Linked DNA regions of Mus musculus: region 1 is linked to region 2. The links are chromatin loops, found by intact Hi-C in ENCODE. Cell type or tissue: heart. All regions are shown on one strand. Each heading gives the region's core, and the rest is flanking DNA. Links, peaks and the distances in the headings are about the cores only. Region 1 overlaps Srpk2 (serine/arginine-rich protein specific kinase 2). Region 2 overlaps Srpk2 (serine/arginine-rich protein specific kinase 2).

Region 1 (9,595 bases), core at 2,763-7,762, 50 kb after region 2:
CATAATTTGTTTTTTTACTGTCTCTTTTAAAAATTAAATCTAATTAATGTTTTAAGTCCAGGTTGACTTGTAGCTATGGGTTTCCTGCCTCTGCCTTCTGAGTCTGTGGATCACAGGAGTCCACGTCACACCTGTCCCTGTTGAGAGTTTTGAACTTGTCACCTCCTGCTGACTTGGTGACATAACAGCTTGTATGGAACTCGTGAGTTAAGACCCACGTGAAGTGTCAGCAAGGACTGACTTGGGACCTCCATGAATCCAGGGAAGTGGGAAGGCTTGACCAGTCAGTCACTGTTTAAAGGCCACCGCCCACCCCTGCCCCCAACACCTTCGCTCTTGAGTTCTGGGCTTCCAGCTGTGCTTCTCCAACCCTGTTTTGCCTGATTCTGGTAACCCACTCCCCCCGCCCACACACACATCTCTTCTTCTTTATTTCTAATCATGTATGATATGTCAGAACGTGATACATGCTGAGCAGTGTTGTGTGCATACAAATTGATGCTTTGGACCTCTTCAAGGGCCTTAAGCATTAAAATTGTCTGTCACCAACATATTTTCCAACCTGTATACTTTAAAACCAGTGGCAGTTTTTGTATAGCTAGTCTTTGACGATGTCAGAGTGGGATGTTGCCCAGAGGATCTCTGCTCCCATCCCCCTGTCCACTGGTAGTGTCAGCTCTTACAGAGTGTGTATATAGCCCATAGCATAAATGCAATCTGAGTGTGATGGCACACACATTACTTTTTAAAAAATTTTTAATTCTTGGAATTAAAATTACATCATTTCCCTCCTCCTGCCCTCTCTCCATCCCCTCACACACAGTCTCCTTTGTTCTCTTTACATTCATGGCTGCTGTTTCTTTAATTGTCGACACACACACACATACATACAACTCCTAAATATGTAATATAACCTGCTCAGTCTAAAATGGCGTGCAGGCTTTTAATCCCAGCACTCGGCAGGGGGAAGCAAAGTGAATCTCAGCCTGGCCTTCATAGTTTTCCAGGGCAGCCAGGGTTACGCAGTAAGACAGTATTAAATACCTGGAATCAATTTAAGAAATACTTTTTATTATTTTACTTTACATGCATGAAAGTTTCATTTACATGTATGTTTGTATGCCATTTGTATGCCTGGTAACTGTGGGGTCCAGAAGAGGGCATTAGATGATACAGAACTGGAGTTAGAGACAGTTGTGAGTGGTTGCCTGGTGCTGGCAGTCAGTCAGTCCCAGGTCCTCTGAAGAGCAGCAAGTGCTCTTAACCACTGAGCCATCTCTTCAACTCCAAATTCAGGTTTTTAAAAGATTTCTGTTGCACTTGTGTGGGTGATTGCCAGCATACGGAGGGAGGCATCTGGGTGGCAGTGCTGCCCGTCTGTAACCCGCAGCCGCACAAGCTGACTGCAGCTGCTCCTCCCCTTTCCCTCTGCCCCTTACCCTCTCTGACTCCCTCACTTCCTGACTCCCGCTCTCCCTCTTTCCCTCTCATACCCCTGTCCCTCATCTTCTCTTGGGGTCTTTTCTCCATGTACAAGTTTCCCCTTCCCAGTTCTGAGAAATCAGTTTCCAACTACCCCCCCCCCCCCCACTCTGAAAACTTAAGGGTCAACTTTAACTATTGTGACAATTAAATCCCAAGGGTCCTAACAATGGAGTAATTAATTTTTTTTTCTTGGTCTTTCTTTTTGCCCTCTTGTTAAAGTCAAAATAAGCCTTTTCATGATGCTCTTAGTCTTCAGGTTGTTACCGTGCTCGTCTTCCAGAGAAGTGATGAGGCATGCAAGTCCTTCCTCACCAGCGGGTCACAAGCTGAGCAGTGTAGCACATGGGCCACGAGGGAGCTCAGTGGGTAAAGGCCTTGCCATGCAGATGTTTGAACGCCCAGTGTGTACACCTACATCTGCGTGGAGATGTAAGAGACAGGACAACCCTTGACTCAGAGGTCAGCTAGCCTGCCCTGCGTAGTAGTGACAGAAAGAGAGACTGCTTTGAACAGAGTGGGAGGCAGCGCCTGACACCCAGAGTTGGACTTGGGCTTCCATGTACACCTTGGGATGTGCCCATGCCTGCTCACTTGCTCTCACATTACAGATGTATACATTCACATACATGTAAATCACACACAAATAATAAAAACCCCACCGATAGTTTACAACATAGAATTCCTTACCATTTTGTCTGTAAAGAAACTATTTGTCTATAGAAAAAAACTGGATCACAGAAGAAACGACCTTGGAAATGTTATCTTCAATTTGAGTATCGGTTCTCTGCAGTCTTACAACCAGATATTTTGGGGTTTGGAATATTTGCATATACACAGAAATTTTTGGCATATGACCCAAATATGAAGTACATTTTATTTCATGTAGACTTTATACAACCTGTTAAAAGTAATTAATATGTTATAATGTCCTACATGAGACAGTTTCACAGTGTAAGATTTTCTACTTGTCAGCCCGTAAAACATTTCCGATCTTTGGATGTTTTGGGTGTGGGGTTTCGTATTAATGGATGTTCATTTCCTATGTGAGAACTGTGTTCAGGAGCTAGCCAACCTAGGGTGTGGTCTCCACTTCTCTATGCAGTACTGAGCTTGAATGTCCTGAGAGGCATCAGAACATACCAAGAGAGCATAGCCCACGTTTCTTCTGTCTCACCCACTTGACCCCTGAAGGTGCCTGAACTTAAATCTCCCATAGAAAAGGCCTTGTTTCCTTTATCCAGAAATGTCTCATAAATGAAATCCTGCTTTTCTTGAAAGAATGGACAAATGAAAAATTATTGCCACTAATTGGAAATATATATTGAGATTGCTAAACTGTATAGTTGATTGTCTTCAGTATTCAGAATACCTGGCACTGATAAAGGATATATATATATATATATATATATATATAATCCTTTAATAACCTAGGTTTCTGCCTCTGGTTAGTGAAGAATTTGGGAGAAAAGGTGAAGAACTCCAAGCAGGCACTTAGCACACAACCTGGCAGTTGGAGTGTAATCCTTGCAGTCTACTCAATAGCAGAATGAGAGGACCACAGAGTTATCCTCTGACCTTCACATGCTACGGTGCACACATGCTCTCTCTCTCTCTCACACACACACACACACGTCTTCCCTCAATCAAAAATAAATTAAAAACTGAAGCAGGATGTGGTGGTTTGATGAGAATACCTCCTCCTGCCCCCTAAAGGCTCATGAATTTGAGTAATTGGTTCCCAGTATGGGAAGGATGAGGAGGTGTGGCCTTGTCAGAGGAGGTGTGTCACTGGGAGTGGGCTTCTGAGGTTTCTAGAACCCATGCCATTTCCAGTTATCTCTTGTCTGCCTTCTGTTCATGGATCAGCTGTGTGGTCGGCTGTTGCTTCAGCATCACGCCAAGCCTGCTGTCATGCTCCTTGTCATGAAAACTAAAGACTCTAACCTTCTGCAACTGTGAACCCCCAAATTAAGTGTTTTCTTTTTATTTTATTTATTTATTTAGTGCTTTCTTTTATAAGTTCCCTTGGTCATAGTGTCTTTTCTCAGCAATAGAAAAGTAAGACACAGTACCTCTCAGTTTGCATGTTACACTAGCATTTCCTAAATGTTGGTCCTTCGTTGGGGCTTGTTGCTCTCCTTGTCTGCACTCTCCCGTCCTGACCTCATCTGTTTAGTGCTATTAAACACCATCTGCGCACTGGCTGCTGTCACACTCCTATCTGCTGATCTCCATCTGAGCCCTGGTTCTGTTCAGCCCCCCCCCCCCCATGCTGCTCTCAGACTCAGGCTGCTCCCTAACCTGCTGGTGTCTTGTGCTGCTGTCTGCTTTCCCTTCAGGCTTTACTCCTGAGGAGACTCATGTGGGCACCTTGATGTCTTCCATAGTCTGTGGCTTCTCATCTGAATTCCTTACATACTCTGCCTACCCCTTCCGGGTAGCACACCTGCCCTGATCTGCCTGTGGTGATGAGCAGAGCGCCCTCCCATTGCAGAGGCTTCTTCTCTGTCAGGATACTCTTGAGAAGCATTGCCTGCTACCCACCAGTCAGTGAGAGGTTGTCTTACCTTTGTTCCTTGGTACCCAGCATATCTCCGACCAGTTTATTTGAATAAAGATTTTTTAATTTCTCTGATAAATTTGTCTAATTCATAAGAAAGTATTCACAAAGAAAACAGTGTTAATACTTTATTCTTTATTCAGAAGTATTGGTTAATATTTTACTGTTTTCTGAATTACTTTATGAATTGTTTCTTTCCCTTGTTTCTCGGCCTCCCAGTGCTTGGCATTTTGCCTGGGTAGGAAAGGGTGCTCGGGAAATTTTCCTGGCTAGTTGTTGGATGTGCAAGTGACCCTGCCAGAACTTTTGTTCTAGTGTCTTCCTTCTGATTTTTCCCATTTTAGATCTGCTTAATATTGAGTTGCCTGTGATCCCAAAGTGAGCCAGGCATGGTGAACTTGGTTGCTGGTCTGCATGGTGGTCTTTCCTTTTCATGTATAAACGTGTCAGTAGCTAGGACACTGGACTGGGCTCTCTGCATCATCTGGTAACAGTCTGTTTATACCAGTTCATTCACTGAATCACAGATTTTTGCTAATTTAGAGATAAAAGAGCCTTTATAGCTGGTTTAAACTTTTTATTTTTTCAAATGTATTTTATCAGTCTTGTTCATAGCTTCATTATTTAAAGCTCTTGGTACGTTACTTTAGGGTTTAGAGTGGGCACATTTGAGCCTCTCTCTGTCTTTTCAGTTGTAAATGCCATTAGGTAGACTTAGGAACTAAAGATTGGACTATAAAGATTCTCATGTTTTTGAGTCATACCTACGTTCCACCAGAGTAAGTATTGTGAAGTAGGCTTCGGTTTGGAATGCTGCTTCCTTGGCCAGCTTCGTTAGCGTTCCTGGCTTCCTGCTTTCCCATTCAGCTGTGGCTTTAGCCAAGCCGGAGGTCACGTTTGAAGGCTGGAGCCTGACTTGCTTCAGAAGCCCTTGGAGCTCCGACAGCGGCTGCTGTGGGTCAGCGCAGGCTTTTCTTGCGTGGGCGAGAGCTAAAAATGGATGGTTCGTTTTAGGTTGTCAAAGCACAAACTGTATGTAGGTTTTTTCCTTTCAGATTGAACTTTGTGTATGTTGGCATGTGTTCCAGCACATGGGTCTTTGTATGAGCAGTAGAATCCAGCAGCTATTTGCTTTACTTACTGTGGGGTTGGTTTATCTTACCATTAACACTGGCTGCTTCTTCATAAAGAACCAGAGACAGAAAGAGGGTATGCCTATGCAGATATTATTTGAGATGTGTCATTTTGTGGGTGGGTGAGGTAGAACTGGTCTGTAAATGCTCTCAGCAGATAGGAACACAAACAGCACAGTGGATGTTTAAGGTGTGTGTGCACAGAGCTTGACCTCCCTGGCTTATGTTATAGGCAGATCATGGCAGGATGTAATACTGGACTCTGTGACCTTGACAAGGCAGGTTTACTCTCCTTCCCTAAATGCTTGAGAGCAGCGGTAAGTGGTCTTGTTTGCTTCTCTGTTGCTGTGACAAAGCAATGTGACCACAAAGTGACTTGGGGGAGGAAGGTATCTGCTTGTAGGTCACAGCCCATGATTTAGGGAAGTCAGGGGAGGACCTCAGGGCAGAAACTCCAAAGGATGCCTCTTTGCTCACCCAGCCTGTGTAGAACTAGTTTTAACAAAACAATTTTTATCTTTTTTTATATTTTTAAATTTAATTTTATTTTAAATTTATTTTTTACACTCTATATTCCGTTCCCTGCCCCCCCTCCATCCACCCATCTGCTTCACATCCCACACCTCCTCCCCACTCCACCCCGTGTCCTTGTCAATCCCCCCACTCCCTACCCCACCTGACCTCTAAACTCCCTGGGGCCTCCAGTCTCTTGAGGGTTAGGTGCATCATCTCTGAATGAACACAGACATGGAAGTCCTCTACTGTGTGTGTGTTGGAGGGCCTCATATCAGCTGGTGTGTGCTGTCTGTTTTAAAAGGCCGTCGTGCTCTGTTTCCCTTCCGGGCCTCTAACTTACAGAGACCCACTTGTCTTTTCCTCTTTTGTGCTGGGATTAAAGGCATACACTACCATGTGTGACTTTTAACGTGTTTTTAATAAAAGTCCAGGACCACCTCTGCCTGAGGAATTGTATCACCTTTAGTGGGTTGGGCCTTATCAATTATTAAGATAAACCCTCACAGGCATGGCCACAAACTGATCTGATCTAGCTGAGTTCTCAGTCTTCTCCTCTCAGATGACTGCAGGCCGTGCCAAGTTGGCAGTTAAGACTAACCAGAACTTAAAGCAAAACCTCGAGGAAGGGAAAATTTAATTATAGCTACTCTTTTTTTTTGTTTGTTTGTTTGTTTTGTTTTTGTTTTTTTTGTTTTTGTTTTCGAGACAGGGTTTCTCTATATAGCCCTGGCTGTCCTGGCACTCACTTTGTAGACCAGGCTGGCCTCGAACTCAGAAATCCACCTGCTTCTGTCTTGCCAGTGCTGGGATTAAAGGCGTGCGCCACCACGCCCGGCTTACTATTTTTTTAAAAATTAGATTCATTAATTTCATTTTGTTAGTGTTTTGTATGTTCACCACAGTTCTGCTTGATGCCCATGAAGGTCAGAAGAGGGCACTGGGCCCCTGGAACTGGAGTTACAGAGGGTTATGAACCACACTGATTGCTGGGAATCGAACCGGGATCCTTTGCAGAACTAGCAAGTGCTCTCTGTGTGATCTCCAGCTCCAAGTTTTTATCCCAATAAAAAATCAGGTTTGATCTGGTCTTCCTGTACACACAGAATCTTTTTTTTTTGTTTGTTTGTTTTGAAAAGGTAACCATTAGCACTGAAAAGAGTATGATAAATTGTGGAGACCAAATGGGCTTTGAGTCATGACCTTCAGAGGCCACTCCTGCAAGTTCCATGACCTCTACAAGTCTTAGTCTCTTCATATGAAAATAGAGATGCTGACGTCTGTCTCCCTTAGGAGTAGGTACATCTAAGGAGATGATGCGTATAAAGTGGGTGCTGAAGACAGTGGTGGGTGGTACAGGCAACTAATCGTGGTCATTATCAGATGTTGTGGAGCCAAACCACATTTCAGCCGAGCTTGGCTACTGTATTGCATCGTTTACCTTGGGCAATTAGGTAACCACTGAGTTGGAGTTTAGCAGATGAGTTAATGCACAGTAGCTGAGTCACTGTGGTACTTAAGTAAAATGGTGTATATACAGTATCTAGGGTAAGAAGCTATTGAATAAGTAGACTGGGAGCTGGTGAAGACTTCAGAGAGGAACATCTTAAATTTAGCTCAGTCTTGTTATATATCTCAATATGTCACTGGCTAATTTTGGTATCAGCATTAGAATTCTTTAGAAGTAAAAGTTAAAAAAAAGTTTACATCTCTTATTTTTTTTTTTTTTTACTGTGCAATCCTTTTGTAAAAAGTTAACTCACTTTTGATTCTAGTACCATTTCTGTTCTCTAACTTAACATTTGTTTGTTTTATCTACTTATTTTGTTTTTTGCCTTTATGTCTTTTTTCCTGATTTGGCACAAATTAGTTTTGAACACGATCAGCAAGCAAACAAAACAGATGAGGACAGTATACTTATATCACACCTGAAGTGGCAGCTTAAGCTCAGTAGATAGTTGGTAAATGATTGCTTTTTAAAATAGTGGGTGTAAGTCAATATCTTTGTGTATGTATGAAAGTTAAAGGGCCGCAAGAATTGAAGTTTATTTAAAATGCAACACATGGAAGCTGAGGAGGAAAGAGACAATATGTAGTCCTGGCTAGCTTGACAATCACTATGTAGACTAAGTTGGCCTTGAACTTGCAGAGATCTACCTGCTTCTGTCTCTCATGTACCCAGGTGAGCTGTATCTGGCTGGCTGGAGAGAAGTTTATTTTACTTTTCACCTTATTTGTATTTTGTGTAAATGGATTTTTTGCCTCTATTTATGTGTGTTCCATATGCATGTAGTGCCTATGCATGTAGTGCCCACAGAGGCCAGAAGAGAGCGAGCATCGGGGACTAGAGTTAATATTGACTGAATGTTTGTGATCCTCAAAAATTCACGTTGTAATCTGATCCCTGAATGTGTGTATCGGTCACAGCAAAAACTCTATGACCTTCTTTAAGTCCCCCTATCCCCAGCCAGGAGTTGAAGTGAGATTTAAGATGTAGCATTTCTTTCAGATACAAAAATCAGGCCTCAGGAGAATGATCAGCTTAGGTTGTTATGCCTGAGCGTTTTAGTGAGTACGGTTTGATGAACAAGAATATTTGCACATTCTCCTCCCAGGAGGTAGAGAGTTTAGTTGAGCCAAGGAAGATGCAAGTGTGCTTTTCTGACTGTGCTGAGTAGAGCGCCTATTTTAATGCATCTTTTATTAGCAGACTTTGCAGTTCAGAGTGGGAGCATGCAGGGTGTTATGACAAATAATATATATTAGACTTTTAATTTTACTTTTTAAAACTAAAGAAATCGTTTGGCAACATAAAGAATTCCATTTCAGAAGTTACAGCTTTCCAAGTCGTATTGGATCAGAAGTGCTGCTGCTGCAGTCCTGATGCCAACAGTGCTTCAGAGACACTTAGCCTTCTGATTGTCTCTGGGGGAGCTGAGCATACCTGCTGTCTGACCACTCTCCAGGTCCCGTGTCCGTGCTGCTACAAACCTCATTTCATGCTATCACCTCCTATAGTTGCAAAGTACTCATCCACCCAGTGTCTCTCTTTGAAGACAGTATGTCATATTCTGAGTCTTGAGGTACCAAAATGCAACAGTGTTCATAAACTACTACCCTGATTGTATATGGATGTTGTAGGGATGGGATTAAAGGCATGATTTCTTAATTAAGTCTTGCTTAATCTTACTTCTTAAATTTGATATATCATATTCAGTGTCTGTAAATATCTATATCTTTAGTTATTTATCTTCTGTTGATATGCATTGGCTTCTTTTTTTTTTTTTTTGGTTTTTCGAGACAGGGTTTCTCTGGCTGTCCTGGAACTCACTTTGTAGACCAGGCTGGCCTCGAACTCAGAAATCCGCCTGCCTCTGCCTCCCGAGTGCTGGGATTAAAGGCGTGCGCCACCACGCCCAGCATGCATTGGCTTCTTTTTCCTTTCATTACTTCTGTCATTTACCCCGTGTGATTGCCCTGTGATCCATTCCCACGTTCGGAAATGCTTTGTCCTCTCATAGCGCCTTTGCCCTGGAAGGAGTAATGGCGGATTTCACTGATCAGCAGTATGTAAATTATGGTTCACACCATTGTCTCTATCGCAGAAAGTAAGTCATTATCAGTTTAGCTATGTGTGATACAGCACAGATTAGAAGATGCACCCTTACCAAAGCTATATATAAAAAGTACATGTGAATACTTGAAATGTGTGCATATTGGTTTTGTTTGTGGTGCTCTAAAACCGTCTCAACCATGTTGGTTTTAGAGTAGTATTTAAAAACCTTTACTTTTGTGATGTATTTTTCCTGCCTAAAATTTCTCAGTAATAAAATCTAATCCTCAAGAAGGACTGATAAAACCCAGCCCGGCCTTTGTGGCAGTGCTTGAGCAATTGACATAAATT
Region 2 (9,595 bases), core at 2,252-7,251:
ATCTCGACTATAAGATATATTTAACTTGCTTATTGGCTTTCATTGTGGTAGAAGTAACCTTACTGGTTGCTATTTGTGAGAATTTGCGTTTTAATCTCAGGATAGTACTAATTTTTGTTTTGGAGATAGGGTCCCAGCTGGCTTTGAATTTTCTGTACTGAGAATGACATTAACTTTGGTTCCTTTGCTTATGCCTGTCCAGTGCTGGGAGTGCAGATTTTTGCAGGGCTGGAAAGGACTCTAGGCAAGCACCGTGGCAGCTGAGCTCCGTTCCCTGCCCGGGTTTGGTTTCCTGAGACAGGTCTCTGCCTGCAAGTCGAGCCTGAGCAGGAACGCTCCTAGTGCCTCAGCCTCTGTACTGCTGGGATTACAGGCATGCCTTTGCATGCTCCGGGTATTGTTTTGTTTATTCTTAAAAAAGTGTTATTACTCTTACAAACTATTGTTTCTTTTCTATACTTCTTTATTGTGTGTGCTCACATGTGAGCATGTGCGGTGTGTTTGTGGAGATCAAGGAGAGACTTGCAGGATTCAGTTCTTTTCTTGAGGATCAAATTCAGATGGTCCGCCTCAGCAGCGAGCATTTTAAGCCGCTAAGTTACTTTGCTAGCCCCTAGCAGGTTTTATAAAATGAGAAACATTAAAGAAATTTTACCGATTAAAATTTTTATATTTTGTTAAATACATTAAAAATTGGTTCATTTCATATTTGTAGCTCACTTTTTAAAAAGTGTTGAATTGGAAAACGTCATGTGTGTGCCCTTGTATATGTGGAAGTGTATAGGTGTGTGGGTGTGAGTGGAAGCTAGTGGTTGTCCCTGACTGATCGCTACTTTACTAATGAAGGCAGGATCTCCAGCTGAACCTGTCTTGCCAGTTTCCATCAGAGATGACTCTGTTTCTGTTACAGATCTGGGATTGCAGAGAGGCCCACATTCTCCTGGCTTCTGTGTGGGCGCTAGGATCTGAGGTCTGGTCCTCATGCTTCCATGGCAAACACCTGGTATACTGAGCCATCTTCCCAGCCCTAAGCCAGTTGAAATTTTGTGTTCTAACAGTGGTTCTCAGCCTTCCTAATGCTGCAACCCTTTAACACAGTTCCTCATGTTGTGGTGACCCCAACCATAAAATTATTTCGTTGCTACTTCATAACTGTAATTTTCTTCCTGTTATTAGTTGTAATGTAAATATCTGCTATTTCTGATTGTCTTAGATGACCTCTGTGAAAGGGTCATTCAACCCGGAAAGGTGCTGCTACTCACAGGCTGAGAACTGCTGTGTCAGAAGCGTTAAGGTGAGGAGAGGTAGTTAGTAAAATAGGATCATCAGCTCCTGTGATTTGCTCCTGTACCTTGTCAGGGATGTATGTGGGTGTTAGTGATTCTGAGTGAGAGAAGAGAGAATGCAGACTGTCTTTTGGGAGCATAGGCAATGCTATTTCTCCTTAAATGCACAGTAAAACTAGCCTCATGACACACCACGGAGGAAGAGAAAGTATAAGCATTTAAACGTATGGGCTGGAGTGCTAAGAGACCACTTGCTTATCTGAAAAAAGGATTAGATACAATTGATAGCATCTTTTAAAACGATTTAGTTTTTATGTATGTGAGTGTTTTGTTCCTACGTATGTAGGTGTACCACACGTGTGCCAGTGAAAGCCAGAAGATGGTGTTAGATATCCTGGAAATTAGAGTTACAGATGGTTGTGGGCCACCATATAGGTGCTAGGAACCAAAACCAGGTCTTCCGCAAGAGTGTTTTCAGCTGCTGGCCAGGTCTCCAGCCCTAAAGCGTCTTACCATTGTTCCCCTTCATACATTACTGGTAGGAGTGGATTTTGAAAATGAAACGAATTAATCATTAATTTGCTTAAGTTTTTAGGAATGTAGAAGGAACACAGAGGAAAGCACATGTGTGTGTAATATAGGTATGTGTGTGTGCCCCTAAATATATAAATATAGCCTCCTCAGTCTGTATAAAAGGCTCTTTTTGGGCAACCCTAGGTAGAAGGATATAGTAATAGTGTGGGACATGGGTTATATACACTTTTCTCCTTTGTAACTCTTTGTGGTTTTTACATTAACACAGCAAGAGGAAGTCTTACAGGATCTTGCAGTTATGAATGTGTTTCCCAGATGTACTGCTGTGCCCTCAGGAACTGAGGGTCCATTGTCTCTCTCGCCTGGGCACTAAGGCTCATCCCTGTAGCCTTGCAGCCTTGGATCCTGTGGCCTCAGCCCTGCTGCCTGCCCCTCTGCCTGCCGTACCCTGCTGCCTGCCCGCCTTTCCCCTTTTCTTTGCCTGGTCCTGCTGGCACCAATCTAATGTCTCTGTGCTTGTACTGACCATAGTGTTTATGACATTGTGTCTGTATGTTTTTCACTTCCATGGGCTGGTGTCCTCAGAGGTACAGCCTGACATGTCTTCATTGTCTCTATGTCTAACAGAGTATGTGGCTCAGGATTGGCATCAATATATTAATTATAGGAACCAAAATATCTGTACTTTTCTAGGGTGCAACCTGGTGGGTGGGAACGAGATCATGCATGTGGGATCTGCTTTAAAGTGGGGAACACTTTATATAAAAATCTTTTTCTTGTAGTCTGAAAACTAATAAGACAGTTGAGACTCCTTGAATCAGCTGTTTCCCTCATCACTAGATCTTAGGTTGATGGCTAGGATCTTACTCTTGTACCAGTGAACTTGATTTTACCCTTCAACCCTGAGACATTTGAGTTTTACTCTTTGACGTAGAGGAACAGTGGCCTTCTGCTTACCAACCAGATCTCCTGAGCTACAAAAAAATATGTTGTATTGGTGTTTTGGAAGATGGTGGGACTTAGATTGTGCGCATATTTCTGCAGTTACAGTTTTCAGTGAGGGCTCTAAAGGATAGGCTCAGAGCATTAAACTTCCACTCACATAAAACTGAAACACAAAGTTCTGAAGAGTTGAATCGCCAGGAACTACAGCAGAGCAGCTCACCCAGGAGCCCTAGTGACACCGGCTTGCATGGAATCAAATCAAACATTTGATCCACTCCCTAGGAAGTGTATTGTTTTGGCACATCTATGCATTTAAAAAATGACTTGATGTAGCTGGGTGTTGGTGGCCCACTTTGGTAATCCCAGTACTTCCTGAGGTATAGGCAGGCAGGTCTCTGTGAGTTTGAGGCCAGCTTGGTGTACAGAGTGAGTTCCAAGACAGTCCAAGCTACACAGAGAAATCCTGTTACAACACCCCCCTCCAAAGAAAAAGACTCGCTATACTTTCCATATTTTAGTGTACGGTCTTTCCCTTCTCTTCAGCAAATGCTTATTGACTTGCCTAAAGCAATCTTCAGCTTCTTTAAGTCAGTGGTTTTCAACCCATGGGTCATGACCCCTTGGGGGGGGGGCTGTCATCAAACAAACCTTTCACAGGGGTTGCATAAGACTTGGAAAACACAGATGTTTACATTATGATTCATAACAGTACATCCATTATGATTCATAGCAGCAAAATTAGTTATTTTTTTAATTAATTAATTTATTTATTATATGTAAGTACACTGTAGCTGTCTTCAGACACTCCAGAAGAGGGCATCAGATTTCATTACGGGTGGTTGTGAGCCACCATGTGGTTGCTGGGATTTGAACTCAGGACCTTTGGAAGAGCAGTCGGTGCTCTTAACCACTGAGCCATTTCACCAGCCCAAAATTACAGTTATAAAATAGAAACAAAAATAATTTTATGGTTGGTGTAGTAGTTTGAATATGCTTGGCATAGGGAGTGGCATTTTTTGGAGGTATGGCCTTGTTGAAGTAGGTGTGGCCTTGTTGGACTAGGTGTATCTGTGGGTGTGGGCTTTAAGATCCTCATCCTAGCTGCCTGGAAGCCAGTCTTCTCCTAGCAGCCTTCAGGTGAAGATGTAGAACTCTCAGCTCCTCCTGTGCCATGCCTGCCTGGATACTGCCATGCTCCTGCCTTGATGATAATGGACTGAACCTCTGAACCTTTAAGCCAGCCCCAATAAAATGTCTTTTATAAGAGTTGCTTTGGACAGGGTGTCTGTCCTTAGCAGTAAGATCCTAATTTAAGACAGTTAGGGGTCAGCTGGGCAGTGATGGCGCACGCCTTTAATCCCAACACTTGGGAGACAGAGGCAGGCGGATTTCTGAGTTCGAGGCCAGCCTGGTCTATAGAGTGAGCTCCAGGACAGCCAAGGCTACACAGAGAAACCCTGTCTCGAACCCCCCCCCCAAAAAAAAGATAGTTGGGGGGTCACCCTAACATAAGGAACTCTATTAAAGGGCTGCAGCATTTGGAAAGTTAAGAACCACTGCTTTAAGGGAAAATGAGGTTTTGTTATTTGTGTCTGAAATGTTAAAAGCTTAAATAAGTTGGGTTCTTTTTGTAAAACTTAAATGTACTTTTTGGCAAGATAGGCTTAGAATTCTCTTTCACGGGTACTGGTTGGCCCTTCTCCCTCAAAGGTGCAAGCTCTGTGTCTGTGGGAAATGGGGCAACACGGAAGGGCCTCAAACAGGACAATAATGGGATCAGTTATTTTCAGAGACTTGGCTCTGCAGGAGTGTGGATCAGGATTAGAACAGTGAGAGACAATGCTGGGTCAGAAACAACAGAGCCTCCCACCGGTATGGATGCACACAGATGAAAATTCTGTTTATTTTCAATAAAAAATTCAAGTCTTTTAGCTATATGGATTGGTTATGAAACTCTCTTAGTAAACTCTATAATACTGGGAATATACTATATAGGTTTTAAAAAAGGAAAAGATAATCTCATGATGCTATACAAAAAGAATCTTTTAGTTGAATATGTAGAAATTTGCATTACCCTTTGGTAGTCCCTCCCCCCACTTGCCTCCCTTGGATTCTCCTGCATTGTCCCAGCCAGTGTTGAACGCCAGGCTTGATGCTGTCCCTTCAGCTCCCCTGACGTCAGGATTATAGGTGTGCTATGCCATGCCTGTTCTCTTAGTTTGTAAGCATTATCTGTATGTGAACATTATTTTGCATATAAAAATGTGTGAATGAAGATGAGGACCTGTAGGTACAGTGAGGAGATGGTGTTTAATGTAGATATGAGGGAGAACATGGTCAGAGGCATCTGGAAGGGTCTGAAGGACTGAACTGGGCCATGAGAGGAGAGACGGGGGTGAGGTGGGGGGAGGCAGACAAAAAAGGAGGGCAAGAGTGGCTTTGTTATCTAGGAATCAGAAGTTGTGGGAAGGCAAGAGAAGCCCTGGGCTGGAGAGGTTTAGTGTGGGGTGGGGTGGGAAGGTCGGGGGAGGATGGTGGGGAGAAGAACAGAGGGAGCACACACGCACGCCAGGGCCTGGAGGCCAGCTGTGGTTGGTATGGACATAGGCACCTCAGCCATTTGTCCTGAGTGACACAGGGCACTCAGTGAGGCAGGGAACATAGGCTTGGGACCAGCTGCTCTTTGTAGAAAGAGTTCCAGCATGCAAGGCAAAAGTAAAAGACACCAGAGCAGAGGTGGGACTCTGCTTTTTTTGTTTTTGTTTTTGTTGTGTTTTGTTTTTTATTTTTTTGAGACAGGGTTTCTCTGTATAGTCCTGGCTGTCCTGGAACTCACTTTGTAGACCAGGCTGGCCTCAAACTCAGAAATCCTCCTGCCTCTGCCTCCTGAGTGCTGGGATTAAAGGTGTGCGCCACCACGCCTGGCTGAGGCGGGACTCTTGACCGAAGGTTTCAGTAGAGGAGAGAGGGAAATGAGGGGTGGAAATGACCAAAATTTATCTTTGGAATTGTCAAGGGATAGTAAAAGACAAAGGACAACAAGAATGTAACAAAAGTCCAAAAGCATGCGCTTACACACTCAGGGAATGTGAGCCTCTGAGGGTGTGGGGGAGCAGGAGAAACGCCCAACTAGTCCCCCAGGTGATTTGCTGGGGATGACTTCATTTCAGCATTGCTTTCTTTCTTTCTTTTTTTTTCCAAAGATTTATTTATTATAAATACACTGTAGCTGTCTTCAGACTCACCAGAAGAGAGCATCAGATCTCATTATGGATAGTTGTGAGCCACCATGTGATTGCTGGGATTTGAACTCAGGACCTCTGGAAGAGCAGTCAGTGCTCTTAACCGCTGAGCCATCTCTCCAGCTCTCAACATTGCTTTCTAAAATTTGCCTTGAATTTGCTTTCCTTAAATATAGTACAATGGACTATTTTGAACTCTAAGCGAGAGAAGAAGCCAACAGCGGGTTTTCAGACATAGTTGGTGAGGAGCTACAGTGGCAGCGGTAACACTGTTAGCTGACACTTCGCCCTTGACTTTCCCTAGTGCTTTGCAGAGCACTTCTTCATACATTGCCTTGGCTGCTGTTACCATGGTGTCTGGAGGTAGTTAAAAGTACTGGGTACTTAAATGATACTTTATTTTTGTAGACAGTAGATGTATATGTAGAATCTAGGATTAGGTGTAGTGCATAATTTGAATTTTACAGGCTGCTATTGAGTACAGTCTACCAGAGCCCTCAATTCCATTCATCATGGTATGGGCCACTTCTATGATATTATGAGAACATACAATTTACGCTTATAAAAGGCATGCTTATAATGAGCTTCAGTAAATTCAAAAAAGTAGAGAAAAGATACAATCTCCTAACATGTGCAGTTGCTTTGAGCATCAATTCATCCAGAGTCTTTTTAGAGTATGTCTACTGACTGGTAGGTTTAAGACCTCAGTAAGGCACTGTTACTGAGCATTATAGGGAGAACAACATATTTGGCACTTTTTCCTCGAGGCGTCTTTTTCTGTTTACAGAACAATAACTTAAGCCAAGCCTGGAAAGTGCAGATGAGAGTCAAAAGCATCTGTCATGTGCACTGACAGACGTACTCCTGAATTAGTTAGGAGGATTCAGTGTAGTAAGTCTGTCTTACCCATCAGCCTTTGCTGTTCATTTGTAGTCCTGGGCCTCTGGCTTACCAGAGGCAGGGTGGGTGGGGCTACCCTTGCTCTATACAGGAAGCTGCTTGCTCCTATGCACCCATGTAACTCTTAAAACCATAGAGCCTGTTCTTTGTCTTTTCCTTTTGTTGAAACATCCTAAAATGTAAGGATGGTTTTGGAATAAATTTCTTGTTTTCTTACCTCCCAAGTGTTTCCTTTACAGTAAGACTTCCGTTTTCTTTTTAAATCTATATATCGTTGTTGTTGTGTGTGTTTATGTGTGTATGCTCCTGTGTGTAGGGATGTGTCATGGTGCTTGTGTAGAAGTCAGAGGATAACTTTAAGGAGTCAATTTCTTTTCTTTTACCTTGGGTCCCAGAAGTTTGAACTCTTACAGGTTTTGGTGACCTGGTAATAAAATTTTCTTGTTTTAGGAAAAGCTTCAACATGTTCACCGTAGCAGGTGGAATGATATTTGTACTTATAAAATTTTCAGTAGTAAGATTGCAGTAAAATTTAATTTTAGTAAGTAGGTCCTCATGGCTCCCACCTGCAGTTTCAATACTAGGGATGCTTGCTGGGAAGTGGAGGCCAACTGACGGTATATCATGAGATACTTCTCATGCCTACTGATAATGCTGCCTTCATCTGTTAGTTATATTTTCTTCATCTTGGAAAAGACATAGGCAAGCCTACTTCTTCTTCTTTTTCTTTTCTTTCCTTTTCTTTTCTTTTCTTTTCTTTTCCTTTCTTTTTTTTTTTTTTTTTTTTTTTTTTCGTTTTCCAAGACAGGGTTTCTCTGTATTAGCCCTTGCTGTCCTGGAACTCACTCTGTAGACCAGGCTGGCCTCGAACTTAAAAATCCGCCTGCCTCTGTCTCCCGAGTGCTGGGATTAAAGGCATGTGCCACCACTGCCCAGTGCAAGCCTACTTCTGTTATCTCTTTTACATTAAAAGATATCCCATGGCCACATGTGTGGTGGCCCACACATTTGAACCCAGCACCAGGAAGGCAGAAGTAGGCAGAGCTCTGTTCAAGGCCAGCTTGGGCTACACAGTGAGTTTTGCAGGATAGCCAGAGCTACAGAGTGAGAGCCCTGTCTTGAAAATACAAAATACAAAAAACAAAACCAAAGAAACAAGTACCACCTGTAAGATCTTACAGCAGAATGACCCCAGCATTAAAGGAACTTGTCATCAAGTAGAAGATCTGAGATAAGCCCCAGAGCCCCCGTGGTGGAGGGGAAAATTGAGGTCTGCAGTGGCCTCTGACCTCTATAGGTCTGTCCTGCCATCTTCCTTGTAAGTAAACAGATAGAAAAAAGTGCAGGTAAAAATATGTGACCTCTAAAACCCCAAATCCTCCTTTTGAATTCCCTTGTGCCTAGGGTGAGTTTGGCAGATAGTCTGTTCCTTGCGAAGCATTGTAAGTAAGAGGATGATGTCCCCCTTTCAGAGTTAGGACTATAGGGGCCACATTTGCTTCCATGTGCAGGGCTTCTCTGTGCCTTTCCCGCTTTGTTCTCAGACTTCAAAAGAATGCCAAATGCCTGGTTTATTTGTTTCTGCTGTTGAGCAGATGATGATGGGTTTTGGCTTACAGGTTTGAAAATCTCTACCTTTGGCCTGGGGAGCTGGCTCAGTGGTTAAGAGCATTGGCTGCTCTTGATTCCCTCCGTCTGTACTTGGTGGCTTATGATCACATATAACTCCAGTTCTAGGGGACCAGCTGCCTTCTTCTGTCTTCCATGGAGAATTATATACACGTGGTATTTATAAACTCATGCAGACACACATACATACAAGTAAAATAAATAAATCTTTGGACATTTCTACCTAAATAGGTTGTTTCTAGGGAAATGTCATTTGTAGCAATAATTTATAGTTTCTATGGCTTTTATATATGCTGTGAAACCACTTTTGAGGGAGCTCAAGTAAATGTATTTAAGGCAAATGTATAGAGACAGACGGCCCTCCAGGGTCTGATTAAATCCATTGGAATTGTAAGACCTAATGACAGAGTGGCAGTGTTTGCTTTTCTTTCCCTGAAAAGTGAGAAAAGTCAGGAAGATAGAGTTGTCATGATTCTGATAGGTTCAGAAATGTCAGATATCAGTATCTTTAAAAGAAGTATCTGCCCCCTAGTCCCACCCCTAGATGCTGTGGACTGAACCCAGGCCTTATATGTGCCCGGTGAGCAGTCCTCTCCCTCTGAGCCACGTCCTCAGCCTGTGCTGTTTTGTATCCCTTTTTAAAACTTTTATTGCCAAAATGTTGAAGGTGTTCAAAGTGTGGTCCCTGTGCATTTTGGTACAGGAACTTGGTTTTGAGCAGGTGAGCTCTCTGTACTTTCTGTTTTAAAAGCAAGGTGTACATTTTCCACATGTAATATGTTTCTTATCAAGCTACCTTTCTTTGTCAAGTGCCGAGTGTTCCCACACAATTTGCTTCCTCAAGCTTCCTTGGTTAGCATTTTCTCCACACGTTTACTTCCTGTGACTTAAGGACTTCCCACCCTACAGAGAGCTGCCTCTTCCTATAGGAAATTCAGCCCTGACTCTTCTTACCCAAATCCCACAAAATAGTAACACAGGACTGAAGATCATAGTTTTGTCTGCAGATATTTCTAAGAAAACTTGTTTCTCTGAGCTGAGAGCGGCACTCAGGCATTG

Evidence for each region. Hi-C counts contacts between places; a loop is a spot of excess contacts. Peaks named below come from ENCODE experiments on the same cell type or tissue, not always from the same donor. Only the 100,000 strongest peaks of a DNase experiment are listed, where the experiment ranks them.
Region 1: it touches region 2 in a loop (2.1-fold over the local background); 2 of 42 quality-filtered maps call a loop at or near these places.

Annotation. Positions count from the first base shown.
Region 1 is chr5:23,594,065-23,603,659 of GRCm38, reverse strand. The region is part of intron 2 of Srpk2 (serine/arginine-rich protein specific kinase 2); the gene reads left to right. Among named protein-coding and RNA genes, the nearest start is that of Srpk2, 77 kb to the left of the region's middle. In heart, for the core only: no CTCF peak of the experiment used is centred there; a DNase peak (open chromatin) is centred at 4,939; H3K27ac peaks cover 1,423 bases.
Region 2 is chr5:23,643,247-23,652,841 of GRCm38, reverse strand. The region is part of intron 2 of Srpk2 (serine/arginine-rich protein specific kinase 2); the gene reads left to right. Among named protein-coding and RNA genes, the nearest start is that of Srpk2, 28 kb to the left of the region's middle. In heart, for the core only: no CTCF peak of the experiment used is centred there; no DNase peak of the experiment used is centred there.